4 separate regions of the Homo sapiens genome follow, and regions 1, 2 and 4 are each linked to region 3. Evidence: read pairs that join two places in POLR2A ChIA-PET (ENCODE). Cell type or tissue: OCI-LY7. All regions are shown on one strand.

The links. Peaks named below come from ENCODE experiments on the same cell type or tissue, not always from the same donor. Only the 100,000 strongest peaks of a DNase experiment are listed, where the experiment ranks them.
Region 1: POLR2A ChIA-PET joins it to region 3 with 12 read pairs; 2 of 35 experiments call an interaction of 5 or more read pairs at or near these places.
Region 2: POLR2A ChIA-PET joins it to region 3 with 14 read pairs; 2 of 35 experiments call an interaction of 5 or more read pairs at or near these places.
Region 4: POLR2A ChIA-PET joins it to region 3 with 13 read pairs; 10 of 35 experiments call an interaction of 5 or more read pairs at or near these places.

What each region holds. Positions count from the first base shown.
Region 1 is chr12:124,867,293-124,875,292 of GRCh38, reverse strand. The region is part of intron 2 of LOC105370050 (a long non-coding RNA gene); the gene reads right to left. Among named protein-coding and RNA genes, the nearest start is that of SCARB1, 7.4 kb to the right of the region's middle. RefSeq lists an enhancer at 7,597-8,000. In OCI-LY7, no CTCF peak of the experiment used is centred here; no DNase peak of the experiment used is centred here.
Region 2 is chr12:125,146,424-125,154,423 of GRCh38, reverse strand. LOC105370053 (a long non-coding RNA gene) reads right to left here and starts at 3,086. Exons shown (of 3, transcript XR_945492.3): 1 at 2,603-3,086; 2 at 300-504. In OCI-LY7, no CTCF peak of the experiment used is centred here; DNase peaks (open chromatin) are centred at 4,523, 5,043 and 6,003; H3K4me3 peaks cover 3,944 bases; H3K27ac peaks cover 3,622 bases.
Region 3 is chr12:124,997,639-125,005,638 of GRCh38, reverse strand. All of the region lies in intron 1 of BRI3BP (BRI3 binding protein), which reads right to left. Among named protein-coding and RNA genes, the nearest start is that of BRI3BP, 8.0 kb to the right of the region's middle. In OCI-LY7, no CTCF peak of the experiment used is centred here; a DNase peak (open chromatin) is centred at 3,788; H3K4me3 peaks cover 3,829 bases; H3K27ac peaks cover 4,829 bases.
Region 4 is chr12:124,935,794-124,943,793 of GRCh38, reverse strand. It overlaps TRD-GTC2-10 (tRNA-Asp (anticodon GTC) 2-10), which reads left to right and starts at 4,076; the gene lies at 4,076-4,147. TRA-TGC4-1 (tRNA-Ala (anticodon TGC) 4-1) reads right to left here and starts at 3,828; the gene lies at 3,757-3,828. It also overlaps the pseudogene RPL22P19. RefSeq lists enhancers at 324-825, 4,294-4,533, 4,814-5,083, 4,572-5,771 and a silencer at 4,034-4,113. In OCI-LY7, CTCF peaks have their summits at 2,793, 3,000, 4,281 and 4,482; DNase peaks (open chromatin) are centred at 3,003, 3,813, 4,133, 4,503 and 2 weaker places; H3K4me3 peaks cover 3,578 bases; H3K27ac peaks cover 3,409 bases.

The sequences.
Region 1 (8,000 bases), 130 kb after region 3:
GCGCAGAGAACACTCCAGAGGGCCCGGTGGACCTGCTGTCCTCCCTGAGCCCGCCCCACTCACATCTTATCTCTGCCTCCCTGGTTCTCGATCAAAGACAGATCACAGCTGCTCCTCATTGCTCAGGTCCCCTCAAGTCTCCTAACAGATTTCTTGACCCCAAACTTGCACTTTGTGGGAGGCTCCTACCCTCTCTCTGGCTCAGCCTTTTGTTGTGTAGTTTGTTTTTACCATCTTAACCATTTCTAAGTGTACATTTCAGTGGCATTAAGGACATCCACATTGTTGTGTAACCATCACCACCATCCCTCCTGGCACTTTCTCATCTTGCAAAATAGAAACTGCATATGCATTGATCAATAATTCCCCTTTCCCTCTCCCCCAGCCCCTGGCACCCACCATTCTCTTTTCTGTCTCTGTGGATCTGGCTACTCTAGGGAGCTCATGCAAATGGAATCGTACGGTATTTGTCCTGTTGTGGCTTATTTCACTCGCATAACTTCCTCAAGGCCCGTGCATGTCGCAGCGTGCGTCAGAAAGTCCTTCCTTTTCCAGGCTGAATCCTATTCCACCGTGTGGATGGGCCCCAGCTTCTTACCCACCACCCATCAGCGGACACTCGGGTTGCTCCCACCGTTGGGCCATCGTGAACAGCGCTGCAATGAACGCGGTGGCCAGATTCCTCTTCAAGTTCCCAGTTTCATTTCTTTGATACCCAGAAATGAGATTGATGCATCACATGGTAATTCTATGTTAATTTCTTTTTGTTGTTTTTTGTTTTTTGAGACAGAGTCTTGCTGTCGCCCAGGCTGGAGTGCAGTGCCATGATCTCAGCTCACTGCAACCTGCACCTCCCAGGTTCAAGCGATTCACTTATTCCACACCTCTGAGGTGGGTCTTATTAGCCCCATTTTACAGATGGGGCAATCGAGGCCCAGAGAGTTAAGTAACGTGTCCATAGGAGAGCAGGGTTTTGAACCTGGACTGTCTGGCTCCAGACTTGCTGTTTTAAACTATTAGTCAGTTAAAACTAGTAGCCTTCTTCTTCTTTTTTTTTTTCTTCCTAAAGACAGCCTACTTTCTTTTTTTCTTTATTTTTGAGTCAGGGTTTCACTCTTGTTGCCCAGGCTGGAGTGCAGTGGCACGATCGTGTCTCACTGCAGCCTCTACTTCCTGGGCTCAAGCAATGCTCCCACCTCAGCCTCCCGAGTAGCTGGGACTATAGGCACGTGCCACCACGCCTGGCTAATTTTGTGTATTTTTAGTAGAGATGGGGTTTCACCATGTTGCTCAGGCTGGTCTTGAACTTGCTGGCCTCAAGCCATCCTCCCGCCTCAGCCTCCCAAAGTGCTGGGATTACAGGCGTGAGCCACTGCGCTGGCCGTTACCTCCAGGCTTCTACCGCAGCTGCTGGACACTGCCTCTGAGCCTCTCTTTCTCTCCTCTAATTCCTTTCCCACCACAGAATCAGTTCCTGTAGTAGTCTGAGCAGGAAGTGGAGAGAACACTCAAAATTGGGGACTTTGAAGATATATACAAAGGAGCAGGGAAAACGAAAGGGAGAGTGAAGCTGCTCCCCACCCTGGGGCTGAGGGGAGGAGGGCAGGGAGTGTCACCTGGAACCCGGGAGGAGAGAGGAGTCGAGAGAGGTCTGCCTTCCAGGGACCGTGACCTCTGCTCAAGAGCTGCAGCCAGCCTGTGTGTTTCAGTGCAGTGCAGTTGGGGTATCACAGACCACCCCACATGCAGTGACTTGGAGGTGCTATTAATGATACTATTGGGGCAAGAGGTATAAACCGGGGTGACTGCACCGTCTAAGGTGCAGGGGTCCCTGATTGTCTGTTCCTTGGGCACACTGAGCACCTCCCTGACACAGGGCCTTTGCACTTGCTGGTTTGTTTGCCAGAAAGGTCCTCCCCAGGTTCCGGTCTCCCCCCGCCAGCCCCCATCTCCCTGTGGCATTACCTTTTTATTTCTCTCATTAGCACGTAGCACCATCTATAATCCTTATCTATTTATTTGCTTATACATATATTTATAGATAAATAAAAAAACATATATATATTTTAATATCTCTCTCTCTTTCCCTTACTAAAAAGGCCAGGGCAGACCAGACGTGGTGGTTCACACCTATAATCCCAGCACTTTGGGAGGTCGAGGTGGGAGGATCGCCTGACTCCAGGAGTTCGAGACTAGCCTGGGCAACATAGTGCGACACCCATCTCTATTAAAAAAAATAAAAATTAAAAAAAATTAGCTTGGCTGGGTGCAGGGGCTCACACCTGTAATCCTAGCACTTTGGGAGGCCAAGGTGGGTGGATCATTTGAGGTAAGAGTTCAAGATCAGCCTGGCCAACATGGTGAAACCCCATTTCTACTAAAAAATACAAAAATTAGCTGGGAGTGGTGGCAGGCGCCTGTAGTCCCAGCTACTCGGGAGGGAGGCTGAGGCAGGAGAATCGCTTGAACCCGGGAGGCAGAGGCTGCAGTGAGCTGACATCACACCACTGCACTCCAGCCTGGGCGACAGAGCAAGACTCTTGTCTCAAAACAAAACAAAACAAAAAATTAGCTGGTGTGGTGGCACATGTCTGTAGGAGGCTGAGGCGGGGGGATCGCTTGAGCCCAGGGGGTGGAGGCTGCAGTGAGCTTTGAACTCCAGCTTGGGTGACAGAACCATACCCTGTCTCAAAAAAAAGTAAGGCCAGGGCACAGAGGACCTGCCTGCTTTCTTCCCCATCTACCCCCAGGCCCTAGCACACAGTAGGCCTGATACATAGCGAGTGCTCAGCAAGTATTTGCCACATAAATGAATGAATGAGCATGTCCATCCCTTCTCTGGTAGGTAGGACAGGACCAGGTGGTCTCAGAGGAATCTTCTGGTTCCTGGGATAGGAATCATCCTCCTTTCTCCAGCTGCTGTTGAGAGTGGCAGCTGATAGAAACTTCTGTCCTCCAGTGACCTGGCCCACGGAGCAACGTATTAGCTCGCGGCTGCCAGCTGGGTCCTCCCCACACACTTGCACCTTTGTCCTGGAAAGCACGTCTGTGTTGGAGGGTTAGCCCTTGCCAGAGAGGACATATCAGAGTCCCCAAAGGCCAGGGACAAAGGCAAGGATTGATCGCCAGCCCTGAGTCAGAGAGGAAAGACTCCTGGAGGGAAGTCAGTGATCGGGGACTCAGAAAGGCGTGATTCTGAAGGAAGACAGGATTTACAGGGCATCTCAGTCTGCTCAGGCTTCTAAAACAGAGTACCATAGACGGGGAGAGCTTACAGACGGCGGACATCTATTTCTCACATTTCTGGAGGGTGGGAAGTCCAAGATCAAGGCGCCAGCAGATTTGATGGTGGTGAGGCCCTGCGTCCTGGTTCACAGATGGCAGCTTCTCTCTGTGTCCTTGCCTGGTGGAAGGGGAGATGCAGCTCTCTAGAGCCTCGTGTGTCAGGGCCCTAATCCCATCGATGAGGCCTCTGCCCCCATGACCTCGTCACTTCCCAAAAGCCCTACCTCCTAATACCATCACATAGTAATTAGGTTTCAACGTACAAATTTCAGGGGACACATTCAGACTCTAGCACCGGGGCTAAAGTCCAGGGGCAGAGGCTAAGTTTCTGGAGGGGCTGTTTAGGGGCTCTGGAGACCTTCTCTGATATTCACAATATTGCAGGGGGCATTTTGACCTACTGAAGAGAAACAGCTCCTAAAAAGTCACTTGTAGCAACATGAGAGATTCGCATTCTGATTAAAATCTATGCAGGCACCTCCTGCCTCAGAGTCGTTGCCCTGGCTATTCCCTCTGCCTGGAATGTTCTTCCCTGGATCTCAACACATTCCTGCACTTCCTGCAGGTCTTTGCCCAAATGTCACCTTCTCACTGAGGCTGTCTTCAAACACCCCATTTAAATGGCAACCCCTCTCCCCCAGTAGCATTTACACTGTTCTGTTTTTCCCCTAAAGCACGCATCGTCCTCTAACTGCCTGTCCCATGGAAATGCAGCATGCACAAACCACACACACAATTTTAAAAATTTTATGACAGAGGAACCTGTTCTGAAAAAAGAAAAAAAGGTAAAAGAATTTTAGGGGTCATATTTTAAAAAGTAAAAAGAAACAGGTGAAATTAATTTAACTTGTAATATTATTCAACCCTTGGTCAGTGTGTGTGGATGAACCACGTCTACCAGAGTCCAAGGTAAAAGCCTGCCTCTGCCGCCGGGCCACGCAGCTGCCTGGCATGGTGGCCTGGGGCAAGTTGCTCAGCCTCTCTGTGCCCCGGCTCCCTTATCGGTGATATTCAAATAGTGTCATTTCAATGTGTAATCAATATAAGAATATTGAGATGTTTTACGCTCTTTTCATATGAAGCCTTTGAAGTCTGGGATGTATATGACATGGCATATCTCATTCAGACTAGCCCCGGGTCAAGTGTCCCATAGCCACATAGGGCCAGTGGCTACTGTATTGGATAGCACAGCTCTAATATCTTTTTGTTTTGTTTTTTGAGATGGGGTCTTGCTCTGTCGTCCAGGCTGGAGTGCAGTGATGCCATCTTGGATCACTGCAACCTCTGCCTCCTGAGCTTAAGTGATCCTCCCACCTCAGCCTCCTGAGTGTCTGGGACCACAGGTGCGTGCCACCATGCCCAGCTAATTTTTTTTTTTTTAATTTATTGTAGCAACAGGGTTTTGCTATGTTGGCCAGGCTGGTCTCAAACTCCTGAGCTCAAACAAAGTGCCTGCCTCGGCCAAAGTGCTGGGATTACAGGTGTGAGCCACCGTGCCCATAGCTCTAACATTTTATAAAATCCACCAATGATGATGTTTATCACTAATTGTTATTGCTTGTCTATTAACATACCGGACCCGCAAGGCTAGGGGCTTGCTTATGGTCCCTGCTGGGTCCCCAAACGCCCAACATAGTGCCCAGCACAGAGTAGGAGCTCAACGTGAACTGAATGAATCCAGCAGGCACACGTGAGCTCTCTTTCCTCCCTCACCAGCAGCAATCCAGGTGGCAGATGTGGCTACAATGCTTTCCTGGCTGGGCGCGGTGGCTCACGCCTGTAATCCCAGCACTTTGGAAGGCCGCGGCGAGTGGATCACTTGAGCCCAGGAGTTCGAGACCAGCCTGGCCAACATAGTAAAACTGCATCTCCATTAAAAATACAAAAATTGGCCGGGTGCAGTGGCTCACACCTGTAATCCCAGAACTTTGGGAGGCCAAGGTGGGCGGACCACCTGAGGTCAGGAGTTCAGGACAAGCCTGGCCAACACGGTGAAATCCCGTCTCTACAAAAATACAAAAATTAGCCAGGCATGATGGCAGGTGCCTGTAATCCCAGCTACTCAGGAGGCTGAGGCGGGAGAATCGCTTGAACCCAGGAGAAGGTTGCAGTGAGCTGAGATCACACCATTGCACTCTAGCCTGGGCGACAGAGTAAGACTTCTTCTTAAAAAAAAAAAAAAAAATTAGCCAGTCGTGTGGCATGCACCTGTAATCCCAGCTGCTCAGGAGGCTGAGACAGGGAGAACTGCTTAAATCCGGGAGGCGGAGGTTGCAGTGAGCTGAGATCACACCACTGTATTCCAGCCTGGGCCACAGAGCGAGTCTCCACCTCAAAAGAAAAAAAAATAAGGTTTCCTCTTCCTTTGCTTTTTATTTTGTCCTTTCTCTCACCCGTCTCTTTGCTTTCCTTCACTTTCTTCCTCTTTTTCCTTTCCCTCAGCAAACAGCGTAGTGGTCATGTGTGTGGCAAGTCACTGGTTCACATCTCTGCTCTCTGCTCGCCAGGAGCCAGCTGTGCCTCCTTTAAGGAAGCCCTTCAGCTTCCATTCACTGTGTTCTATTGCCGCTGGGGATGAGCGTGATTCTTCCCAGGCTGGGGTGGGAATGCGGCTGCCTGCAGGAGGTGTTGGCTCCGCCTCACACAGGCACCTTGCTAAGCATATGACCAAGATGAGCCCATGTAATCCTCATGACCACCCCAGGGTGCAGGCATGACTCAGACCAATCCCAAGGCACCGATAAGGGAGCCGAGGCACAGAGAGGCTGAGCAACTTGCCCCAGGCCGCCATGCCAGGCAGCTGCGTGTTCCGGCGGCAGAGGCAAGCTTTTACCTTGGACTCTGGTAGATGTGGTTCATCCACACACACCGACCAAGGGCCTACTGTGGGCCACGTGCTGTTGGGGAGCCGGGGGCACAGCAATGGACGAAACAGGCAGATTCCTGCCCCGTGGAGCTTTTTTTATCCTAGAAGAGGAAGGAAGCCAATCAAACAAGCAAACACCCGCCCTGGAGGGCGGTCGGTGCACAGAGAGAAATGAAGCAGCCAAGGGGGATAGGGAGGGTCCTATGGGTGGTTTGTAACTTTCAAAGGGTGGGCAGGAAGGAAGTCATTGCTGAGAAGATGGCATTGGAGCAAGGACCTGAAGGAAGGGAGGGTGAGTCTCCTGGGTGTTAGGGAGAGGAGCATTCCAGGAGGGGACCAGGGAGTGCAAAGGTTCTGGGGCACGAGCCGGGCAACAGGTGGAGGAGCTCCAGGGAGGAGGATGTGGCTGGAGCAGAGTGGGCAAGGAGAGGGAGGGGGATGAGGTCAGGGAGATGTGCCCATCTGGGTGCGTTTTGACTTTGTCTCTCTAGTATGAGATGTGGTGATCTTGTGGGCCATGGTGAGGGCTTTGGCTTTTATGCTGAATGAGGTGGGAGCCACGGAAAGGTTTCTTTCTTTTTGTTTTCTTGAGAGACAGGGTCTCACTGTGTTGCCCAGGCTGGAGTGCAGTGACACAATCACAGCTCACTCACTGCAGCCTCGACTTCCTGGGCTCACGTGATTCTCCCACCTCAGCCTCCTCAGTAGCTGAAACTAGAGGTGTGTGCCACTTTACCTGGCTAACTTTTTATTTTTTGTAGAGATGGTGTCTGGCTGTGTTGCCCAGGCTGATCTCGAACTCCTGGCCTCAAGGGATCCTCCTGCCTCAGCCTCCAAAAGCACTGGGATTATAGGCATGGGCCACCATGCCTGGCCATTTCTTTAAAATAACAGTTTTCATTGAGATATAATTTGCATATCATACATTCACCCATTTAAAGTATATAATTTGGCCAGGCATGATGGCTCACACTTGTAATCCCAGCGCTTTGGGAGGCCAGGGTGGGAGGATGACCAGAATTTTGAGAGCAGCCTGGGCAACAAAGTGAGACCCTGTCTCAACAAAAATGAAAACATCAGGTGTACATAGTGGCATATACTTGTTGTCCAAGCTAGTCAGGAGGCCGAGGCGGGAGGATGGTTTGAACCCAAGACTTCAAGACTGCACTCCAGCCTGGGTGACAGAGTGAGACCCTGTCTCTTGAAAAAAAGAAAAAGTAAATAAAGTGTGTAATTTGATGGTTTTTTGTATATTCACGGAGTTGTGCAACCATCATTACCATCACTTTTACCGTCACTTTTAGAACATTTTCACCACTCCAAGATGAAACCCCAAACCTGTAGCAGTCACTCCTCATTCTCCCCAGCCCCTGGCAACCACTGGTCTACTTTTTGTCCCCATAGATGTGCCTACTATGGACATTTTATATAAGCAGAATCATACATGTGGCCTTTGTGTCTGGCTTCTTTCACTTATCAATGTTTTCAAGGTTCATCCATGGTGTAGCACGCGTCAGCCCTTCATTCCTTTTTATGCTGAGTCATATTCCAGTGCGTGGTTATGCCACATTTTATTTACCTATTCACCAGCTGATGGGGGTGTGGGTTATTTTCACTGCTTGGCTGCTGTGAACATTTGTGTCCAGGCTTCCGTGTGGACATGCTCTTTCCTTTCTCCTGGGCATATACCCAGGAGTGGAACTGCTGGGTCTTAGGGGACCCCTATGTTTACCTTTTGAGGCTGCACCATTTTACAATCCCACAAGCACCTCAAGAGGCTTCCAACTCCTCCAGGTCTTTGCCTGCAGTCATTCTCCGTCTTTGATCACGAAAGGACTCTGAGCAGAGG
Region 2 (8,000 bases), 150 kb before region 3:
GTGGTCTCGGGCCCTGTTGCAAAAGGACAGATCGGCAGACGACACAATAGGAGCCATATCCTTCAGCCACCAGACAGCCCAGGCTGACAAAAAACTTTAGCAACAGGCACAGAGGGGACCCAGGAGTCATTACCAAAACTGCATTTCCCTCCACCCCAGCCTGGGTGAGACATGAGCGCCCACCACCTCCCTCTTCAAATGCCTTCTTTCAAGTGCCAGTTCCCACCAGCAGTCCTTCAGCACTGCTTGCCTGCAGGCCAGGGACTCCTGCCCCAGGCCACTCAAGGTTTCCATCCTACCTGCAGCCTCTGATGGACCATAGAAGGGCACCGTCTCTGCTCTCCCAAGATATTTTTCAAGGAAATGGGCCATTGACGTAGACAGGTGGCACAGCACACTGCTCAAGGAGTCTGCAGCCAGGCTGCCCGGGCTTCAGTCCCCAATCCACTACTGTTGGCTGGCTGACGCTGGGTGGGTCAAACTCTCTGCACCTCAGTTTCCATCCTGTAAAAACAGAGATCATAAAAGCATCTTCTTTCGGTATACTTGGGTGAGTTAACGAGTCTCAGGACAGCCTAAGAGAACCTGAGGGTTTGCTCAAGGAGTGGTTTCCACTCTGCTCCGCCCACACTGTAGACTTTGCAGAAACATGACTATTTTTTAGTAGCCCAAGTTAATCTGTTATGAACTCCCACTCTCGTAGGGATACGAGGTGAATCTGCCATGGGTGAGACTTCCCTTCTTTCCCCAGCGTTGTGCCTAAATTTGGGCAGGAGTGTGTCTCGCCATAGCAGGAGATGGAGGGGACCTGTTCTCACTATCACCTCCCCACTGTGGTGCCCACTGAGGTGGCCTCATTGCTCTCTGGATCTAATCATTGACCCAGGGAGGCCCTTCTGGCAGAGCCTGGGGATGACGATGATGCAGACCCCGCAGGGCGGTCTGAGGGCTGATGAATCAATGCACATGTAGCCCTTAGAACAGGGCCCAGCCATGCTGGTGGTCATTCCATGTTAGCCACTTTGACCTGGCAATCGGGGACCCAAGGAATGTGGGCCCAGCCTTGCCTGATCTTCCCTTTTATTCCAAGAGAAGCTGTGAAATCTCCCAATTTCTAAATTGGCATTGGATCCAAATAAACAGTGATTGTGAGAAGCAAGCAAGATACAGCTGAGGGCTGGATTTGAACCCTTGGCCATTGGGTTGAGACGTCTGTCCCCTGTTGCTAAGTTTGCCATTCATGGCTAGTCCCATTTTACAGATGGAAGAGGTGAGGCCCTGAGTGGTCGAAAAACTTGCAGTATGACCCAGCTGGCTGAGCCAGGACTTGAACCCAGACTGTTGGATCCAGGGTCAGTCCTCTCACACTTGTGCCTCCCATTAACATCCATGGCCTTTAGATAGAGCAGGCTCCTGCTGTCCTCAGCTTCCCTGTGGCTGTACTCGACCTTCTTCTTGTATTTACATCACCAAATCCCTTGTTCCAGTTACTACTGCTGTACAACTATCCAAAAATTTAGTAGCATACAACAGAAGTGATCTTATTATATTTCACAGATTCTATGGGTCAGGAATTCAGTCAGGGCTTGACTGGGTGATTCTTCTGTTCCACGAGGTGTCAACTGAGGTTACTCAATGATATTCAGCTGGCAGATGGCCGATCTGGAGGCTGAAAGATGGCTCCATTCATATGCCTGGTATCTTGGTGGGGATGGCTGGAAGACTGGGCTCTGCTGGGACTTCTGGCCACAGCACCTCCACGTGGCTTTTCCAGCATGGTGCCCCGGGTATGAGACTTCTTAAATGGTAGCAGGCTCCTGCCAGTGAGCATCCCCAAAAGAACCAGGCAGAGCTACCTGGTTTTCCTGGTCCAGCCCGTAAGTCACTGAGCGTCACCTCCGCTATACTTTATAGAACAAACCAGACACCAGCCCACCTAGATTGGTGGGGAGGGGATATAGACATGCCCCTCACCAAAAGAAGTGTCAAAAATTGTGCAGCCGTTTTTCTTTAACTGCCACAACCCCTGAGGTAACTGTAAAGTTCAGGAGGACAACAATTGTATAAGATGGATTTATCTTGGAAGGGGTTGCTTCTCCTCAAAAGGTGGCCTCCCACTTAAATCTCACTGATCCTCAAAACCCAATTCTTTCATCTGCATTCTGTGCAAATAAGCCTCATTTGTCTTCATGACCCGTGAACATGCAGACCCAGAAGAACTTTTTTTTTTTTTTTTTGGAATTCTGATTGGGAACTCTTCCAGGCCAGAGCCAGGCAATTCTTCAATTCTCCGACCGCCCGAAACAAGGCCTGTCTTACCGATTTGCATGCATCCACCATCACTGGGGACCTCATTGCCTGAGGCAAAGGTCCCCAACCTTTTTGGCACCAGGGACCTGTTTCGTGGAAGACAATTTTTCCATGGGGAGAACTGATTGTTTCAGGATGAAAGGCATTAGCTTCTCATAAGGAGCGCACAACCTAGATCCCTGACACGCCTGCAGTTCAAAATAGAGTTTGCGCTCCTAAAAGACTCGAATGCCACGGCTGATCTGACAGGAGGCAGAGGTCAGGCGGTAACGCTCCCTTGCCTGCTACTCACCTCCCACTGTGTGGAGCAGTTCCCAGCAGGCCACTGGACTGGTACTGGTCCACGGCCCGGGGCTTGGGGAGCCCTGGTAAGCCATCCATAGTCAGGCAGCGAATGAGGCAGTGACCTAAACTCACAACTCAGCCGCGGCACTTCTTCCTCACTTGGAATTCTGCCTCCTCACAAAAGCCTCATGACTGCTATTAGGTGGAGGTGCTTGTCATGCCTGAGATTCATCCTCTCCCCTCCAGCCTCAGAGCCCTTATCCTCCCCTGAGGCACCTCCATTCCCCAACCTCAGGTCACGTGTCTCCGTTTGGACTGGCCTCTCCTCCTGCCGCAGGGCAGTCACATGATCCAGGTGCCGCCGATCAGAACCTCCCATTCCCCTGGTCTCCATGATTGGTTCAGAGATAGGCACATGACCTGGGCCAGGCCAATGGGACTCCTCTTCGGGCCTTTTGTTGGAACTTCGGCAAAAAGACAAAGACTGAAGCCTACGCAGAAGGAAGAAGGACGGAGAGATTATAAAATAATAGGAGATAGCATTTACTGAGCACCTGCTATGTGCCCAGCACTATTTTATTGGCAACATGGTTATTTCACTGGCATCACAGCCCCGTGAGATACATAGTATTCTTTTTTCTCTTTTTCGTTTTTGTTTTTTTTTTTTTTTTTTTGGAGATGGAGTCTCACTGTGTCACCCAGGCTGGAGTACAATGGCACAATCTTGGCTCACTGCAACCTCTGCCTCCTGAGTTCAAGCGATTCTCCTGCCTCAGCCTCCCGAGTAGCTGGGATTACAGGAGCCTGCCACCACGCGCGGCTAATTTTTGTATTTTTAGTAGAGATGGGGTTTCACCATGTTGGCCAGGCTGGTCTCGAACTCCTGACCTCAGGTGATCTGCCCGCCTCGGCCTCCCAAAGTGCTGGGATTACAGGCATGAGCCACCACACCCAGCCACGATGCATAGTATTATTAATCCCCACATTTCTAGATGGGAGAAAGGAGGTTCAGAGAAGTTAAGTGACTTGTCTATGGTCACAAAGGAAGAGGCAGAGCCATCACTCACATCCAGGCACTTGGTTCCAGAATAGTGTTCCAGATGTAACAGACCTTCAGGATACCTGGTTATGTTTTAATTTCAGATTAACAATAAATACTTTTTTGGTATAAACACATCCTATGAAATATTTGGGACATTCTTACACTGAAAAACTAGCTATTCATTGTTTTTCTGAAACTTACATTTAACTGGGTGTCCTGTATTTTATCCAGCAACCCAATTCCAGAGCCCATGGTCTTAACCACTATGCCCTACTGCCCATACAGATGCCATGAGAGATGTTGAATCCTGATTACATTGACCCAGCCCTATATCCTGCTGTGCCTGAAGCCAGTGATGAGAGATGGCTTTCTGTCACTTGCCTCTGAAGAGTTCTGACTGACTTAGTGCTATGCCGAATTCAAATGAGCACTTTTTTGAACCCTTACCCTGTAGTTGGGACCAAGGGGTGGGAGATACAGAGGAGATAAAGGAGGAAGATTCCCACCCTCAAGGACCGGAGTGGGGCTGAGAAGACAGAACTCACACATGTGGAGGTGCTAAGTAGAGTGTGCCGCACACTGAGGCCTGGGCCACTGGCCGAGTGTGTTAGTGCTCTATTGCTGCATAATAAATTATCACACACTTAGCAGCGGAAAACAGACCTAGACTCTGTTGTGCTGGGGTGGGAGCAGGAGACAGGCACAGGGAGGCTACAGAGAGAAAGAAGGGGCATGGGAGGAAAGGAGAGAAGGGGCCAGCACCTGTGAAAAGAGGAAACGAAACAGGGCTGGTTGCTGCCTCCAGCTTTTTAAAGGAAACCACCTGCCCGTCCAGGGCCTACCTCCCCAGCCCTCAGTCCTATTACTGTGTGCAGCCGGTTCCGCACCTGAAGGGGTTATATGACCCAGGCCTAATCAATCAACATATTTCCTCCTCCTGGCCAGTGATTGGCTCAGGTTTGGTCATATGATCCAAATAGCCAATAAGCTTCAAGATGGGGACTCACGTTGAAACTACGGGGAGGGGGGGAGGGGATCTTTCTTCCCCTCTTATCACTGTGAGGACATAAGCCTGGAGCTCAAAGAATCCATCTTGCCATCATGAGAGGAGAGTCCATCTGAGAATGTCAACACAGAGGAAGGCAGAGATGAGATGGAGAGAGAGAACACTGATAATGTCATCAGAGCGTCTGGATCCAGCCACACCTGAAGCTAATCCTAGCATTGGAGTTTTCGAAATGGTGAGCCAATTACCCCTTTTCTGCTTGAGCCAGTTGGCGTTGGGGTTTCTGTTACTAGTAGCCAACAAAATACTTAGTCATGACTGAAAAAAACAAACAAAAAAGTGGATGCCAAAAACAAGCAGACCAGGTGCCACAGGTAAATAGTGAGCAGGGTCGGTGAGACTGATAAGCACAGAGCCTGCAAAATGGAAACTGGTCCAAGTCTCGTGGTGCCACTTGACAACCACTCCCTTTGACTCTCCCAACAACCCAACATGACTTGTGATCTCACTGTTTGAGCCAAGGAAAGAAAGAAAGAAGTAGGAGGGAGTCCCAAGATGAAATCTTTTGGAAATAGTCCCAGAGCATAATGAATTGACTAACACCTGTTTCTCCCCTGGAAGTCATCTAATGAAATTATTAGACCATCAATTTACCACTGTGATGGCCAAGAGTGCTCTCCAACGGGATAAACCATGACAACAAAGCCAGAGTTCCAATTGTAATGGGCCTTACACACCTTTTTTTAAAACAATTTTTCCTTTTTTATTTATTTATTTATTTTTTTTTTGAGATGGAGTCTCACTCTGTTGCCTAGGCTGGAGTAGAGTGGAGCAATCTCAGCTCACTGCAACCTTCGCCTCCAGGGTTCAAGTGATTCTCCTGCCTCAGACTCCTGAGTAGCTGGGACCACAGGTGTGCACCACCATGCCTGACTAATTTTTGTGGGTGTTTTTTTTTTTGTTTTTTGGGGGTTTTTTTGTATTTTTAGTAGAGATGGGGTTTCACCATGTTAGCCAGGCTGGTCTCAAACTCGTGACCTCAGGTGATCTGCCTGCCTTGGCCTCCCAAAGTGCCGGGATTACAGGTGTGAGCTGCCATGCCTGGCCATTAAACACCTTCTTAACAGGTCTTTACTTGCCTATGACTCTCTTTGGACACAAATTGGCAGGAAGCTTTTAGAAATCATTTGCACTAATCTAAAAGGCAGTCATGGCTCAGAGAAAAAGAATCTCAGCTCATCAAAGCCAGCTTAGGCTTCTGAGGCCTAATCAGACAGTCTCCTGATCATCTTTGCTATGTGTTCACTGCCTGTCTGCTGGATGGTCAGAACGCTTGTCGTGTTTTGTGCACACATGGTGCTCAGGCACAGTGACAGGAGAAGAGCAAGAAGGGAAGGAGGAAGCTGGTAAGCCGACGTCATGGAGCCACTGGGCTTTCACCAGCCAGCGCCCAGTGCAGACCCACCTGCTGCCCCTACTGAGCCCAGCAAAAGGAACTGCCCTCGGCGCGATCCTCCAAATGCTCATCCAATGATGTCACTGCTCTGGGCGCCCTTAGAATGTGTTCCATGCCCAGCACCACAATCCCACCTCCTCTCCCACTCTCTTGCCCCCTGTATTAGTCAGGGTTCCCTAGAGGAATAGAACTAAGAGGATAGATAGATATAAAGATAGATATATAGATAGATATAAAGGGGAGTTTATTAAGTATTAACTTACGTGATCTCAAGGTCCTACAATAGGCTGTCTGCAAGCTTAAGGAGCAAGGAGAGTCAGTCCGTGTCTCAAAACTGAAGAACTTGGACGTGATGTTCAAGGGCAGGGAGCATCCAGCATGGGAGAAAGACGTAGGCTGGGAGGCTAGGCCAGTCTCGCCTTTTCACGTTTTTCTGCCTGGCAGCTGATTAGATTGTGCCCACCAGATTAAGGGTGGATCTGTCTTCCCCAGCCCACTGACTCAAATGTTAATCTCCTTTGGCAACACCCTCACAGACACACCCAGGATCAATACTTTGCATCCTTCAGTCCAATCAAGTTGACACTCAGTAGTAACCATCACACCCCCATATTCTCCAAATAGGCTTTCTTGTTCCTGTAGTTCAGTTCATTTCCTTCTCAGGACCTCTGGTTGGCTGGTCATCCTACGATCTTCACATGGCAGTGTCAGGCCTCCCAGGCTACAGCTTCAGTGTCACCTAAGGGAGGCCCCCCGACCAATGTGGCTAAAGAGCATCCTGTCCCATCAGACCTCCTCTTGTTTCCTGTTGGCCATCTGTCCCCCTCCACGAGGCATACCCTCTATGGTGCAAAGAGCTCAACTACCCTGGTGATCAGTGGGCCCAAGGATAAGCACAGATGTATCCATTGGACACATGAGTTAGTACCTGGTCCCCTGGCTCTGCAGAACACTGAAGAAAAGCCACTTGATTGGGACATAGAGCTGTCACTGAACTGAGAACCACTGAGGGCACAGGCTGAGGTCCAGTGGCCATGAGCAGCCGCAGTTGGTCAGTGTTCTGTGAGAACAGGGAAATCACCCTGCTTGCCTGCCTGTCGGAATGGGCACTGGGCTTTCAGGATTCAACTTGAACTAGAATAGAAACTACATTCTGACATCCTCACAGCTATGTTCTTTGGGGTTTGGGGATTTGGGTTTTTTTGTTTTTTTTTTTTTTTTGAGACAGGATCTTGCTCTTGTCACCCAGGCTGGAGTGCAGTGGTGCAAATCACAGCTCACTGTAGCCTCAACCTCCCAGGCTCAAGCGATCCTCCTGTATTAGCCTCCTGAGTAGCTAGAAACACAGGTGCATGCCACCACACCCAGCTAATTTTTAAAAGTTTTTTTGTAGTCAGGTCCTCACCATGTTGCCCAACCAGGTCTCAAACTCCTAGACTCAAGCAATCCTCCTGCCTTGGCCTCCTCCCAAAGTGCTAGGATTACAGGCATGAGCCACTGTGCCTGGCTCTTTCGGGTTTTGATAGGCATGCAATCTCAGCTTTAAGGGCACACACGCACACTCATATTCACACACATATGTTCACACACACATACACATACATTCACAAACACACATAAGGCCAAAGTGTTGTAAAAACCGATGCGTTTGCCTCACAAACCTCACAGTCTACCCTTCAAAATACAGAGATGCGAACACAAGCAGCATCGCCTCCGCACACGTGCACACCCACGCCCCACCCCAGCCGATTCTTCATCTCTCCTGGGCGGCAGGACCCAGCGGGGTAACCCCCATCCCAGCTCAAGCAAAGCAGCAGCCGTCCAGGAGAGATGGAGTCGGGCACAGAAGCAGCCAGATTCCTTCATTCCTGTGGGAGGGGCTGCGACTGTCCCCCATCACC
Region 3 (8,000 bases):
GCACCATGTCTGGCTAATTTTTTGTATTTTTAGTAGAGATGGGGTTTCAACCATGTTGGCCAAACTGGTCTTGAATTCCTGACCTCAAGTGATCTGCCCGCCTCGGCCTCCCAAAGTGCTGGGATTACAGGCATGAGCCACCATCCCTGGCCAGGCCTCTAGATCTAACCACTGGTTCTTGGGGATCTGGGAAATGGGACACAGGGAAACACCACCATGAGGATGCACCCAGCCAGATGCAGATGGTGGAGATGCTATGGGGTGAGACCCAGTTTCTCCACAGAATAAGATGGCATCCAAGAAAAAGCATGAGGTGGGGGCATTAAAATTAAAAGTGACTTAAATCATGATGATTTGCTGTACCCTGGATGTGATGGGATGAAAATGGTCCTTAACTCTGTGTCTTCCTCCCCAAAACCCATCACCCAGTCTCATTATGAGAAAAACATCAGACAAATTCCAATTGGGAGCATCCTACAAAATCCCTGACCGGCTGGGCGCTGTGGCTCACACCTGTAATCCCAGCATTTTGGGAGGCCATGGCAGGCAGATCACTTGAGTTCAGGAGTTCAAGACCAGCCTGGCCAACATGGTGAAACCTCTTGACTCTACTAAAAACACAAAACTTAGCCGGGTGTGATGGCATGCAACTGTGGTCCCAGTTACTCAGGAGGCTGAGGCAGGAGAATTGCTTGAATCTGGGAGGCAGAGGTTGCAGTGAGCAGAGATCACACCACTTCACTCCAGCCTGCGTGACACAGGGAGATTTGAAAAGAAAAGAAAAAGGCCTGATCAATGCTCCTGAAAACTGTCAAGGTCATCAAAAACAAGTAGAGCCTGAGAAACTCCCAGCCGAGAGGACCTCGGGAGACCTGAGGACCAAATATCGGGTGGGATCCCAGATGGGATCCTGGGACAGAAAAGGGTGGCAGGAAAAACTACAGAAGTCTGAATAAAGTACAGACTTCAGCGAATAATTGATGTACCAATATTGGTTCATTAATAGAACATGAATATACAACGTTAATAATGGGGGAAACAGGGTGAGGGGTATATGGCGACTCCCTGTATTATCTTCACAATTTTTCTATAACTCTAAAAGAAAAGACTATTTTTTAAACTCTACTTATAAAAAGAATAAAGTTAATTTTTTTTTAAAAAAGGCTTAGGGCCAGGCATGGTGGCTAACGCCTGTAATCCCAACACTTTGGGAGGCCAAGGCCAGAGGATCGTTTGAGTCTGGGAGTTAGAGACTAGCCTGGGCAACATGGCCAGACACTGTCTCTACAAAAAATTAAAAAATTAGCTGGGCATGGTGGCATGTACCTGTGGTTCCAGCTACTCGGGAGAAGGCTGGGGGATCATCGAACCTGGGAGGTTGAAGCTGCAAGTGAGCTGTGTTCGTGCCACTGCACTCCAGTCTGGGTGACAAAGCAAGACCTTGTCTCAAAAAAATTTTAAAAAAATTTAAAAATTTAAAAAAGAGACTTAAAAGACACTTCATGTGTAGACTTTGTTTAGATACAAATTCAAACAAAAAGTTTTGTAAAGACATTTTGGGCCAGGGAAATCAGAAAATGGACCTGCATTAGATGTTAAGGAATTGTTATAAGCTGTAATGATGGTATTGTGTGTTGTGTGTGTGTGTGTGTGTGTGTGTGTGTGTGTGTGTGTGTGTGTGTTTTTGAGATGGAGTCTCGCTCTGTCGCCCAAGCTGGAGTGCAGTGGTGCAATCTTGGTTCACTGCAACCTCCGCCTCCTGGGCTCAAGCAATTCTCCTGCCTCAGCCTCCTGAGTAGCTGGGATTATAGGTGAGCGCCACCATGCCCAGCTAATTTTTATATTTTTAGTAGAGATGGGGTTTCACTATGTTGGCCAGGCTAGTCTCAAACTCCTGACCTCTAGTGACCCACCCGCCTCGGCCTCCCAAAGTGCTGGGATTACAGGCATGAGCCACCATGCCCGGCCGGTATTGTGGTTTTGATTTTCACAAAATTTTTATTGTTAAAGATGCTAACTGAAATATGCAAAGGTGAACTAATGTATTGGATTAGCTTTAAAATATTATTCCAGGCACCCTCAAAAAAATTTAGGAAGGAAAGAAGTAACCAGAATGGCAGAAAGTTGCTACATGGGAAGACCTGGGTGAACAAGGGTTCACTCTACTCTCCCTACCTTTGGTTATGTTGGACAATTTTCAGAATGGAAAGTTGAAATAAGGGGACCAGGTGAGCAAACTGTGGATGCCTGAGGACTCAGACAAACAAGGCCCAGCCATCGCCTCCATGGGAGGGAACAAGATTGCTTCAAGCCTGGGATTTCATCAGCGCTCTTCTTGCAGCAGTCAGGCGGGGGACATCCAACACCCGGGGACATCCAACACCGGGGTTGGGTGACAATGGCCTTCCTGCATCCTAATCTCGCTTTACCTCCATCACCCTCAGGCACATGCAAACGGGTCCTATGGAAAATCAGGCCATGAGGGCAAAGGCATCTTGATAAGCAAGCCAGGGAGAGGGGACGGGAGATTCTGCCATTCAGAGGTTTCCCAAGCATCTGAAGAACACACAGAAATGCAAAAGCCAGATGAACGGAAAATGCTGGAACATAACATACAGACCACGTATGAACCACAGAGGGGAAAGGGCACCCCCAGCGCAGTGGGCCTGCCCAGCCTCAACCCAGAGATCAAATTCAGCGTCAACCAACGAGAATGCGATGGCACAAACAGACACCACGAGCCCCGATATGGTACTGCCTCAGCAAGGACACATGATGCCTTCTGCAGAATTCTTGCCATGAAAGCTAAGTCTGAGCCTAACCCGGAGGAGATAATCAGAATAATACAATACACACTGTGGGACATTTCAAAAGACAGTTCTGGGCCAGGTGTGGTGGCTCACGCCTGTAATCCCAGCACTTTGGGAGGCCAAGGTGAGTGGATCACGAGGTCAGGAGATCGAGACCATCCTGGCTAACACAGTGAAACTCTGTCTGTACTAAAAATACAAAAAATTAGCTGGGCGTGGTGGCGGGTGCCTGTAGTCCCAGCTACTCGGGAGGCTGAGGCAGGAGAATGGCGTGAACCCCGGAGGCGGAGGTTGCAGTGAGCAGAGATTGTGCCACTGCACTCCAGCCTGGCAACAGAGCGAGACTCTGTCTCAAAAAAAAAAAAAACAAAACAAAAAAAAAAACCAGTTCTGGACTGTCAAAACCACAGCAATACTACTTCACGTCTGCCAAGATGGCTAGAATTAAAAAGGTAGACCATAGCAAGTGCTGACAAGGATGTGGGGAAACCAGGCCCCACATGCTGGTAGGCAGGTAAAACGGTACATCTGCCTTGGAAAAGGGTGACGGTTCCCCAAAGTGTTAAACAAAAAGTTCCTGTATGACCCAGCAACTGGACTCCTAGGTATGCACCGCAAAATACTGGAAACAATGCCCACACAAATATTTGCACATGGATATTCACAGCAGCATCCATTCACAATAGACAAAAAGTGACATAAACCGAAATGTGCATCAGTTGATGATCAGGTAAATAAAAAGCCATAAAGAGGAATAAAGTATTGATCCTGCAGTATGGATGAACCTTGAAAACATGAGGCTAAGTGAAAGAAGCCAGACACAAAAGGCCAGACTGTACAGGACTCCACTCCTATGAAAAGCCCACAGTAGGCTCAGAAATAGAGACAGAAAGCAGATTGGCAGTTGCTTAAGGCTGGGAGTTGGGGCAAAGGAAAAAAGTAGTGACTGCTAATGGGTACAGAGTTTCTTTTTGGGGTAATGCAAATGTTCTAAAACTGACTGTAGTGACAGCTGTACAGCACTGTGAATATACTACAAACCGCTGAGCTTTCAATGAATAAACTGTATGGTATATGAATTATAGCTCAAAAAAAAAAAAGACATTTAGTCTGTGATCTTCAGAAATGTCAATGCTGTAAAAGTCCCTTACTGGGCCAGGCGAAGTGGCTCACGCCTATAATCCCAGCACTTTGGGAGGCCAAGGCGGGAGGATCGCATGAGCCCAGGAGTCAAGAGACCAGCCTGGGCAACACAGGGATTTCGAGGAGAAATCCTGTCTCTACGAAAAATACAATAAATAAATAAATAGGCATGGTGGCACATGCTTGTAAGCCCAGCTACTCAGGAGGTTAAGGTGGGAGGATCGCTTGAACCCAGGAGGCAGAGGTTGCACCGAGCCGAGACTGCGCCACTGCACTCCATTCTGGGCTACAGAGTGAGAGCTTGTCTAAAAGAAAAAAATGCATAATTGGGGCCGGGTGCGGTGGCTCATGCCTGTAATCCCAGCACTTTGGGAGGCCGAGCCGGGCAGATCACGAGGTCAGGAGATCCAGACTATCCTGGCTAACACGGTGAAACCCCATCTCTACTAAAAATACAAAAAAAATTAGCCGGGCGTGATGGCGGGCACCCTTGGTCCCAGCTATTTGGGAGGCTGAGGCAGGAGAATGGCGTGAACACAGGAGGTGGAGCTTGCAGTGGGCCGAGATCGCGCCACTGCACTCCAGCCTGGGTGACAGAGCAAGACTCCGTCTCAAAAAAAAATAAAAATAAAAAAAAATTCATAATTAAGTCCCTTCCTCCACCAAAAGTGAGGAAACTCTGACAGACTAGAGACATGAACACTAAATGCATGAGCAGTCCTTGACTGGGTGTTGGATTTTTTATGAGCTATAAAGACAATTTGAATATGGACTATCTGTTACAAAATACTGTACTATATTTAAGTTTCTTGGCTGAGACAATGGTATTGTGGTTCTGTAGGAAAAAGTATTAAGACGTCTGCAACTAACTTTCAAATGATCCTGCCAAAAAATAAAAATAAATGTGTGTGCATGTGTGTATGTGTCTATCGGATGTGTTTGCAGAGAAAAAAGTTTGAGGGGAAATGTAAGAACTGGTGACTTTAGGGGAGATGTTTGCAGCTATTCCTTGTTCTGTTCTTTCAGCATTTTAGTACTTTGAAAAATTATCAACATAAAAAATTATAGGAAACAGGCTGGGCGTGGTGGCTCACGCCTGTAATCCCAGCACTTTGGGAGGCCGAGGCAGGCAATCATGAGGTCAGGAGATCGAGACCATCCTGGCTAACATGGTGAAACCCCGTCTCTACTAAAAATACAAAAAATTAGCCGGGCGTGGTGGTGGGCGTCTGTAGTCCCAGCTACTCGGGAGGCTGAGGCAGGGGAAAGGTGTGAACCCGGGAGGCAGAGCTTGCAGTGAGCCGAGATTGCGCCACTGCACTCCAGCCTGGGTGGCAGAGCGAGACTCCCTCTCAAAAAAAAAAAAAAAAAAAAAAATCATATGAAACTTTATCTTAACTGTGGTAATTTTTCACAAGTGTGTATGTCAAAAGGTGTCAACCTGTACACTTTAAATACGCACAGTCTATTGAGGTGTAGTGCAATTACACCTCAAAAAAGCTGTTAAAATGTTGGTAGGGGAAAAAGGACTGGAAAGTGTCAAAGTTATTTTGCTCAAAATACTTTCTTGCAAACAGCAAAAAATGCAAACCTCTTTACAAAAAAAAAAAAAAAGCAAAAACAAAAGAACCCAACAGCTCAATAGAACGGCAAAAAAAAAAAAAAAAAAGAAAAACCAAAAGGCAGTTCCCAGAACATATCGATGGATTCTGAATAAATGAAAAGACCATCTGTCTCATACATAATAAAGCCAAAAAGTTTAATGAGGCTGGGTCGGGTGTCTCACACCTGTAATCCCAGCACTTTGGGAGGCCGAGGCGGGCGGATCACGAGGTCAGGAAATCGAGACCATCCTGGCGAACACAGTGAAACCCCGTCTCTACTAAAAACACACAAAAAAATTAGCTGGGCATGGTGGCAGGCGCCTGTAGTCCCAGCCACTTGGGAGGCTGAAGCAGAAGAATGGCATGAACCCAGGAGGTGGAGCTTGCAGTGAGCCGAAATTGCGCCACTGCACTCCAGCCTGGGCGACAGAGGGAGACTCCGTCTCAAGAAAAATAAATAAATAAATAAATAAAAATAAAAAATAAAAAACTTAGCAGGGCATGGCGGTGCAGACCTGTAATCCCAGCTACTTGAGAGGCTGATGCAGGAGGATCATTTGAGCCCGGGAGGTAGAGACTGCAGTGAGCCAAGATTGAGCTACTGCACTCCAGCCTGGGCGACAGAGGGAGACTCTGTTTCAGGGAAAAATAAAATAAAAATACAAAACAGTGCGCATAGTGCAAAATAAACAAAAACCAACAATAGGGAGCAGATCTATAGATCCATATATTTATACATGTTCAGAATATCTGGCTGCTTCGGGGAAGGGGGTGGTAGACGGGTCGGTAGTGGGAAGTGGAGTTAGTTTCTTAACCTTCAGAACTACATGAAATTGTATTCCATGCAACTACGACCAAGGAGCAAGGGAAAAAAGTACTAGTTTCTCGACCTGGCATTCAGGATGTTTCCACCACATCAGTCCAGCTATATTCTGCCTGAGAGGAATCATTTTCTCCACATACAGTAGGTGCTTGAAATTTTTCATTTGTTTGTTTTTTTTGGAGACAAAGAGTTTTGTGCTGTCCCTGAGGCTGGAGTACAGTGGTGTGATCACAGCTCACTGTAGTCTCAACCTCCCAGGATCAAGCGATCCTCCCTATGCAACCTCCCAAGTAGCTGGGACCACAGGTGTGCGCCACCATGCCTAGCCAAAGGTTTTGGTTTTTCGTAGAGATGGGGTCTCACTATGTTGCCCAGGCTGGTCTCAAACTCCTGGGCTCAAGCAATCCTCCCACCTAGGCCTCCCAAAGTGGTGGGATTACAGATGTGAGCCACTGCACCAGGCCAATTTTTTTAAAAAACTGTAGTCATATACACATAAAGTTGGCCATTTTAACCATTTTAAAGTGTACAATTCAGTGGCATGAGCACGTTCACAATATCATGCAACCATTATTATCTAGTTCCACAATCTGTCATCACCCCAAAAGGAAACCCTAGATCAATTAAGCAGTAATTCCCCCATTGCTCCCTCCCCCAGCCCCTGGCAACCACCCATCTGCTTTCTGTCTCTACGGATCTTCCTATTCCAGATATTTCATATGCTGTAAATGGAATCATATAATGTGTGCCCTTTCGTGACTGGCTTCTCTCATTTATTCAAGGTTCGTCCAAGTTGTAGCATATAGCAATACTTCATTCCTTTTTATGGCTGAATCATATTTCATTATACAGACACATCACATTTTATCCCTTCATCAGCTGATAAGACATTTGGGACATTTCCACTTTTTAGCTATTGTAAAAAGTGTTGCTATGAACACATGTGTATAAGTTGCTTAATAATTTTTTTTGAGACGGAGTCTCTGTTCCCCCGGCTTGAGTGCAGTGGGGCGACTCAACCTCACCGCAACGTCAGCCTCCCGGGCTCAATCTATTCTCCTGCCTCAGCCTCCCAAGTAGCTGGGATTACAGTCGTGCACCACCACGCCCAGCTAATTTTTTTTTTTTTTTTTTGAGACGGAGTTTCACTCGTTGCCCAGGCTGGCGCGCGCAACGGTGCAATCTTGGCTCACTGCAACGGCCGCCTCCCGGGTTCAAGCGATTCTCCTGCCTCAGGCTCCCAAGTAGCTGGGATTACAGGCATGCATCACCACGCCTGGCTAATTTTTTGTATTTGGTAGAGACAGGGTTTCACCATGTTGGTCAGGCTGGTCTTGAACTCCTGACCTCAGGTGATCCATCCACCTTGGCCTCCCAAAGTGCTAGGATTACAGGCGTGAGCCACCACACCTGGCCTAATTTTTGTATTTTTAGTAGAGACAGGGTTTCGCCATGTTGACCAGGCTGGTCTCGAGCTCCTGACTTCAGATGAGCTGCCCACCTTGGCCTCCCTAAGTGCTGGGATTACAGGTGTGAGCCACCATGCCAGGGCATCACTTAATAATTTTTAAAGGAATTAACAAGTCTATTACCTCCTACCAGACAAATTCCCTTCATATA
Region 4 (8,000 bases), 62 kb after region 3:
GTGATTCTCCTGCCTCAGCCTCTCGAGTATCTAGGATTATAGGTGAGCGCCACCACACCCAGCTAATTTTTTGTATTTTTAGTAGAAACAGGGTTTCACCATGTTAGCCAGGCTTGTCTCGAACTCCTGACCTCAGGTGATATGCCCGCCTGGGCCTCCTAAAGTGCTGGGATTACAGGCGTGAACTACCACGCCCGGCCACTGCCCTGCTTTAAAGCCCTATGAAGAGTCCCCATTACCCAAGGGATCAAGGCCAACTCAAACGTGGCCTCTGAGACTGGACCTGCACGGACACTCCACTCACACCACACCCAAGGGCCAACCTGCTCTCCTTCCACCTTCCCCGAAGCAGCCCTGTTGGCCTCCGCAGGTGCCGTTCCCTCTCCTGTGGTGCTCTGAGCCTAACTCCTGCTCCCTCTGGTTTCTCATCTTCAGAGGCAAGCCCCTCTAGACGCCTCCCTAGGGAGGGTGGCCTGCCTGCCACCCACTCTGGACAGCAAGCCCAGTGACAGCAGATCTTCTGTCTTGCTTACCATCCTGGGTCCCCAAAACATGGTAGGGCAAATGTTAAAAAGTAAATTGCAGTGAATATTTGTAAGAACACTGGAAAAAGCTTCCAAATTAAACAAGGCCAGGCATGGTGGCTCATGCCTATAATCCCAGCACTTTGGGAGGCCAAGCCAGGCAGATCGCTTGAAGCCAGGAGTTCAGGACCAGCCTGGCCAACATGGTGAAACCCCGTCTCTACTAAAAATACAAAAATTAGCCAGTGTGGTGGCAGGCGCCCGTAATCCCAGCTACTTGGGAGGCTGAGGCAGAAGAATCACTTGAACCCGGAAGACAGATGTTGCAGCGAGCCAAGATCGTGCCACTGCACTCCAGCCTGGGCGACAGAGTGAGACCCTGTCTCTCTCAAAAAACAAAGCAAAACAAACAAAAACAAAGTTAAACAAACTTCCCAGAAACTATAAAGGAAAGGGGAGACATTTTACCTTATCGAAATCTTACATTGACATGGTAAATTGTATAAACAAAGTTAGAAGATGAAAGAATAGATGAAAAATACTGCAAAACATGATAAACAGCGTCATACTATTGGATGAGCTATTGCAATTTGGTGAGAAAAACACAACGGGCAAAGGCCATGAAAAAATTAGTTGCTACATCTAGGCCGGGCGTGGTGGTTCATGCATGCCTGTAATCCCAGCACTTTGGGAGGCCGAGGCTGGCAGATCACGAGGTCAGACAAGATCAGGAGTTCGAGACCAGCCTGGCCAACATGGTGAAACCCCGTCTCTACTAAAAATGCAAAAATTAGCCAGGCGTGGTGGCAAGCGCCTGTAATCCCAGCTACTCGGGAGGCTGAGGCAGGAGAATCACTTGAAACCAGAAGGCAGAGGTTGCAGTGAGCCGAGATTGTGCCACTGCACTCCAGCCTGGGCAACAAGAGCTAAACTCTCTCTCAAAAAAACAAACAAACAAAAAAAAACTGCATCTAAGGTCGAGTGCAGTGGCTCACACCTATAATCCCAGCACTTTGGGAGGCCGAGGCAAATAAATCACCTGAGGCCAGGAGTTCGAGACCAACCTGGCCAACATGGCCAAACACCGTCTTGAATGAAAAAATACAAAAATTAGCCAGGCATGGTGGCGCGCACCGGTAATACCAGCTACTCGAGGGCCTGAGGAATGAGAATCATTTGAACCCAGGAAGTGGAGGTTGTGGAGATTTGAGATCAACCACTGCACTCCAGCCTGGATGACAGAGTGAGATTCCCATCTGGAAAAAAAAACACAAAAACCTGCATCTGCATGGCTGGTAGATACCTGAAAACATGCACACCCTAGAAAGTAGGCAGGAAAAAAGCAGAGAAATAATTCAGTTCTACTTCCTACCCAACAGATTGGAAAAATTAATAATCATGGCCATACCCAGTGCTGAGAATATAAGGAAAAGAGCACCTTCATACATTGTTATTGAATATGTAAGTTGCCACAGCCTTTAGAAAAAAATCCAGCAATATTTATTGTTTTTATTTATTTTTTTTTTCTGAGACAGAGTCTTGCTCTGTTGCCCAGGCTGGAGTGTAGTGGTGCAATCTCTGCTCACTGCAACCTCTGCCTCCTGGGTTCAAGTGATTCTCCTGCCTCAGCCTCCTGAGTAGCTGAGACTACAAGTGTGTGCCACCACACCCAGCTAATTTTTTATATTTTTAGTAGAGATGAAGTTTCACCATGTTGGCCAGGCTGGTCTCAAACTCCTGACCTCAGGTGATCTGCCCACCTCGCCCTTCCAAAGGGCTGGGATTACAAGTGTGAGCCACCATGCCTGGCCCAAAATCTAGCAATATTTAAAATAAACCAGGCATGGTGTTTATGCGTGTAATCCCAGCACTTTGGAAGGCTGAGGTGAGAGGATCACTTGAGGCCAGATGTTCGAGACCAGCCTGGACAACATAGCGAGACCCCTGTCTCTACAAAAAAAAAAAAAAGAAAAATATTTGCTGGAGGTGGTGAAGTATACCTGTAGTCTCAGCTTTTGGGGAGGCTGGGAGGTCTCTTGAGCCAAGGATTTCGAGGCTGCAGTGAGCTATGATCGCACCACTGCATTCCAGCCTGGGCGACAGAGAAGTACGTTTGTAAAAGTATCCATGCCCTTTGACCCTGCATTGCTCCCTGTGGACATCTGCCCCATCGAGGTACCGGCGCCAGAAGGCAAGGAAAACGCATGCACCAGATCACTGACTACAAGACTTCAGTGAGAGGAAACAAAATTACCCGAATCCCTAGGAGGAATGGTAATAAAGCGTGCTACCCCTCCGTTAGGAAATACTATGCAACCACGTCCAGCATTTGTCCTGAACTCCATCAGGCTCGCACTTCCTCTGCAGCACCCCTGGAGGAAGTCTCCAGCAGCTTCCTGGGCGGTGGCTGCACCTCCTTCCCGATCTCCCCACGTCCACCCACGCCCAGGGTGTGTTCTCCGCATGGCAGCCAGAGGGAGCCTTTTCAAACCTGAATCTGGTCGCGTTCCCCTGCGTCAGGCCTTCCAGTGTCTTCGAAGATAAAGTTCATCCTCATTCACTAAGCTCCAGGGCATGGCTTTCTTCCTGCCCCTTCAACACTGAGCGCCCTTCCTCCAGCCTCAGGGCCTTGGCACCTGCCGTTTCCTTCGCTGGAAGCACTGTTTCTGCAGAGGTCTCCCCTGGCAGCTAATCTAAAGCAACCCCCACTCCTGCACCCCTGAGTTTCCATCTCATCGCTATTATTGTCTTCATAAAACGTATCGCTACTTGCTTATTGTTAAGTCTCCAGGACTGGACTATAAAGTCCAAAAAGGCTGAGAAAGCTTGCCTGGCCTGTCTTATCCAGGGATACCAGGGGACGTACACTTTACCCGGCACACAGTAGGTGCTCAGTGCATGCACGGAACCTGACATGAGGCCCTCAGGAGTTAATGAATGGTCAGTTGCAGAACCTTTCTAAGGAATCCATGTTTTTCTATCTGCTTGATGAAACAAATAACTGGGAGTATTCGTTTCAAATGGCAGATTCCCGGCCCCGTCACTGACCTACTGAACGCGAATCTCCGGTGGAGGGGCCCAGGGCATTTGTGATTAGGGGCAGGGAAATGTGCTGGCGCAGCCCCTTCCAAGGGAGCTTTCTTCGCAGGCAGGTTGTTGAGGGTTGCCTGGGTCCTCTTCCAAGCTTTTGTAACCACGTGACTGTAATTTGCCCGAAAAAGGCGGAAAAGTCTGGAGATGCCGGGGATTGAACCCGGGGCCTCATACGTGCAAAGCATGCGCTCTACCACTGAGCTACATCCCCTACCCCTTGTGTTGGTCTTTTCTGGGGATGGTGATACAGGAAGTGCCCTTCGCTCTGCTAGTTCAGGTGCCTTAGCTTCGGAACGTGCAGTGCCTCCAGCCACTCAAAGGGGCCTCTACCCGCCTTGGATAAGCCCAGCAGCCAGGGTGCCCGGCGCGGAGCCTGGATGGCCCGGAAAGGTTAGGAACGATAGCGAGAGAATGGTATGGACATAAGAAGGGAGCTGCAGGGAACACAGTACGGCTTGTCCTCGTTAGTATAGTGGTGAGTATCCCCGCCTGTCACGCGGGAGACCGGGGTTCGATTCCCCGACGGGGAGGCCGGGTACTTTCGTATTTTTAAATACAGAGGGGAGACTTTGTTGGCGATGCTTTTCGGTGTTCCAAAATATACAGAGTAGGTATAAGAGGATGTGCACATCGCAGGTGTGCCTGCAACACTGAATTAGGGCCCTTACGAGGGTTCCTTCCCCTCCAAGGAGAGTTCGAGGGAAGAAAAAACAGGGTGCTCGGCAGTGAGCATAATAGGTTCATTTTTATGTCAAAAAATTATAGATATGCACACAAATGTGTGAGTATATTAATGTTTCTGATTGGCATCACGGTAACAACAGCAGCAGGAGCAGCAGCCAACAATATACAGTTCTTAACGTGCGGGGGCGGTATTGGTAAGCGCTTTAGTGTTCACGCATTACATCCTCAAGGATCCTACCAACGAGCCGTTTTCTCCACATCAAACTGATGAAATACAGGCTCAGACAGAGGCTCCGTGGCCCGCCCGCGGTCACATCAGTCACGATCAACTGTAGACATAGGGGGCCTTTGGGGAGAAGGACTCGGGTGGTGGGTGGGAGGAGTGACTTTTTGACTTTCCATTTCTGTACCTTTCTGGACTTTTGGAATTCTATTTTTTTCTCCCTTCTTTTCTTTCCTTTCCTCTCTTATTCGATTTTTATCAAAATGATACGTCTAATTTTTAAAAGTCAGATACAACTGAAGAATATTTATTCCTTATGCATGAGGTCCCTATTGCTGTGTTTTGACTTCATTGGCTGCAGCCAGACCTCACAATTTAAACTAAAACCCGATTAGCTAACAGTTCAAAAATTTTTTAAATAGGTAAAAGCAGTGAGGAACATAGGAAAAAAGGATGTTCCTTACGAAAGGACTTAGAAAAGTAATAATATTCCTAAATAAGGAAGAGTGTAGGCTGCAAGCTGGGACATGCCTGGGCACGTCCAGCACGAATATTTTGACAAAGGTACAAGGACATAGAATGTACTACGTGCCTGTGAGCATGTTTAGCACAGATACCGAAGTCAGAGTGTGCTTATTCTGTTACATTTGCTACCTAAGGCTTAACAGAGAGTTATTACTATAAAATAAGAAATTTGAAGAAAGTTAGTTCTGAGAAAAGATATTAATAACATTTATGATTTAAAGGGGAAGCTTTGAAGAGGAACTTTTGCTTTCTACATTTCCTTCCCTTTTAATTTTTATAATTTTTCCTTTTTAAACTGTTTTAGCATGTTTTGGCTTAATTGTTCTACTTGAGCTTTTAAGAGGAGAAATCTCTTAGAATAAGGTGGAGGAGAGTTAAGATAGGTTTTAGTAGTTTTGGTAAGAACTGTCGTTATTAATTTTGTCATTAGCTTCCAGAGGCATGGTATAACATCCGAGAAGGAGAAGTGTACCTATTACGGTAGTAATAGAAGTGAGAATTGAGGTTATAGTTTCCTTCCGTTGACCAAACCATCGTCCTAGCCAATTTGAAATAGGGTTATTAATTCTAGAATTTCTAGTAAGCTCTTTAGATAAAGCAGTGAGACCTTGTAAGGTTCTGGTTATACTTCTGTTAGGAGTCGTGTTATTTGGGATGAAGGTTGTACACAACATTGGGTTTTAATTATAACACAAACACCACCTTTCTCGGCTAATACTACATTTAAAGCCATTTTATTTTCCTAAGCCATTTTAGTAGTGGATCCTAACTGTTCTGCTATTCCTTTAATAGCATCTTTAAGTATAGTTAATAAATTGTTGTTGATAGTAATAAATATTGTTTATCCAATTTACATTCTTATTAATTGTTATTTGTGGGAGAAGGGATTTGAACCTCACAGCTCTCTGATTTCTAGCTTTGAATTTATCTGATATACCTCGTGGAACGTCAGTTGTATCTAAATAAACATGGGGGTCAAAGGACCTACGAGAGGCTTCTCTTGTTTTACGATGTCATGTTTTTTTGTTTGTTTGTTTTTCTGGTTGATGAAATGCCAGGGTAAAAGGGATAGCTAACTGAACTAGAGCACAAGTACCGCTCCAATTATTTGGCAAAGTGTCCAGTAAAGGTTCTCCAAAATACCACCATACACCCACTCGGGGATGAATAAGGGCTGACTGATGGGTCAGCTCTTGGAAGTGCCTGACCTCACTGCATTCTGTTAAGTTTCTTTCTTTCTTTCTTTCTTTTTTTTTTTCCTCTTTTTGAGAGGGAGTCTAGCACTGTCGCCCAGTCTGGAGTGCAGTGGCGCGATCTCAGCTCACTACAAGCTCCACCTCCCAGGTTCACGCCATTCTCCTGGCTCAGCCTCCCTAGTAGCTGGGACTACAGGCGCCCGCCACCACGCCCGGCTAATTTTTTTGTATTTTTAGTAGAGCCGGGGTTTCACCGTGTTAGCCAGGATGGTCTCGATCTCGTGACCTCGTGATGCGCCTGCCTCGGCCTCCCAAAGTGCTGGGATTACAGGCGTGAGTCACCGCGCCCGGCCGTTTCCTTGACTTTTAAAAGAAAAATTAGGTTGGTGTCCTGGAACATGGACAATGGCTATTTCTTCCGGTAATTGAAGATTATTAAGAACATGAACAACTAGTGTTTCATGAGCAAGTTCCTTACCTTTACTGTTAAATAGTTCTCGCTCAGCCTAAATTTTTCCAAATGTATGAGATACTCTGAAAGCATATTTAGAGTCAGTATAGATAGTTCCTACCTGGTTCTGTAAATATTTTAGGGCCTAAGTGCGAATAACTTGCAAGCTTGAGCAGACCAATTATTTGGTAATCTTCCTGATTTTACTTTTTTTAAGGTCTCTTTATCAATTACAGCATATCCATTATGTTGTGTCCTTTCAATCATTTAGGAGGAGCCAGGGTGGTCTCAAACTCCTGAGCTCAAGCAATCCCCGCGCCTTAGCCTCCCAAAGTGTTACGATTACAGGTGTGAGCCACCTCACCCAGCCTAATATCTTTATTATAGAAATAATTTTTTAAATCACTAAGAAAAATTCAAAAATATCAATAGATCACAATCAACAGGCAATGAATTTACAGAAGAGGAAAAATGATTCATTAATAAAACTTACAGAAAAGCTTGGCTCTTAGAAGTATTTAAATAAATGGAAGTAAAACACAAGTTACTACTTTCAACCCATGATGTTGTGAAAGTTGTCAGAATCAAAATGAAGTCATGGATGTTAAGTAAGTAAATAAATAAATAAATAAACCCTGACAAATAGAACCAGGGAAGGCCATGAAGAGAGGGTTCCCGTGCTTGCAGGCCTGATAAAAGACTCTAGAAAAACCACAACCTTGCACAAACGCCTTCGCGACCTTACACAAAAAAGACTACTGCAAGGACATCCGCCAAGCAGCTGCCTGTCCAGCCTCAGACTACGGTCACCTCTGTTATTGATCTTTGCAGCCAACCATAATTATGTCAGAACAATTATGTAATCCTCCTCCTTTTTTTCCTGTAAAAACATTTGTCTTCCTGCCGGGCGCGGTGTCTCACGCCTGTAATCCCAGCACTATAGGAGGCCGAGGCGGGAGGATCACGAGGTCAGGAGTTCGAGACCAGCCTGGCCAACATGGTGAAGCCCCGTCTCAACTAAACATACAAACATTAGCTGGGCATGGTGGCGGGCGCCTGTAGTCCCAGCTACTAGGGAGGCTGAGGCAGGAGAATTGCTTGAACCCAGGAGGCGGAGGTTACAGTGAGCCAAGATTGCACCACTGCACTACCAGCCTGGGTGACAGGGAGAGACTCCATCTCAAAACAAACAAACAAACAAATGTTGCCTTCTTTCTGCCTCCGCTACCGCCATGGCGCCCATGAAAAAGCTTGTGGTAAAGGAGGGCTAAAAAAAAGGAAGCAGGTTCCAAAGTTCACTCTTG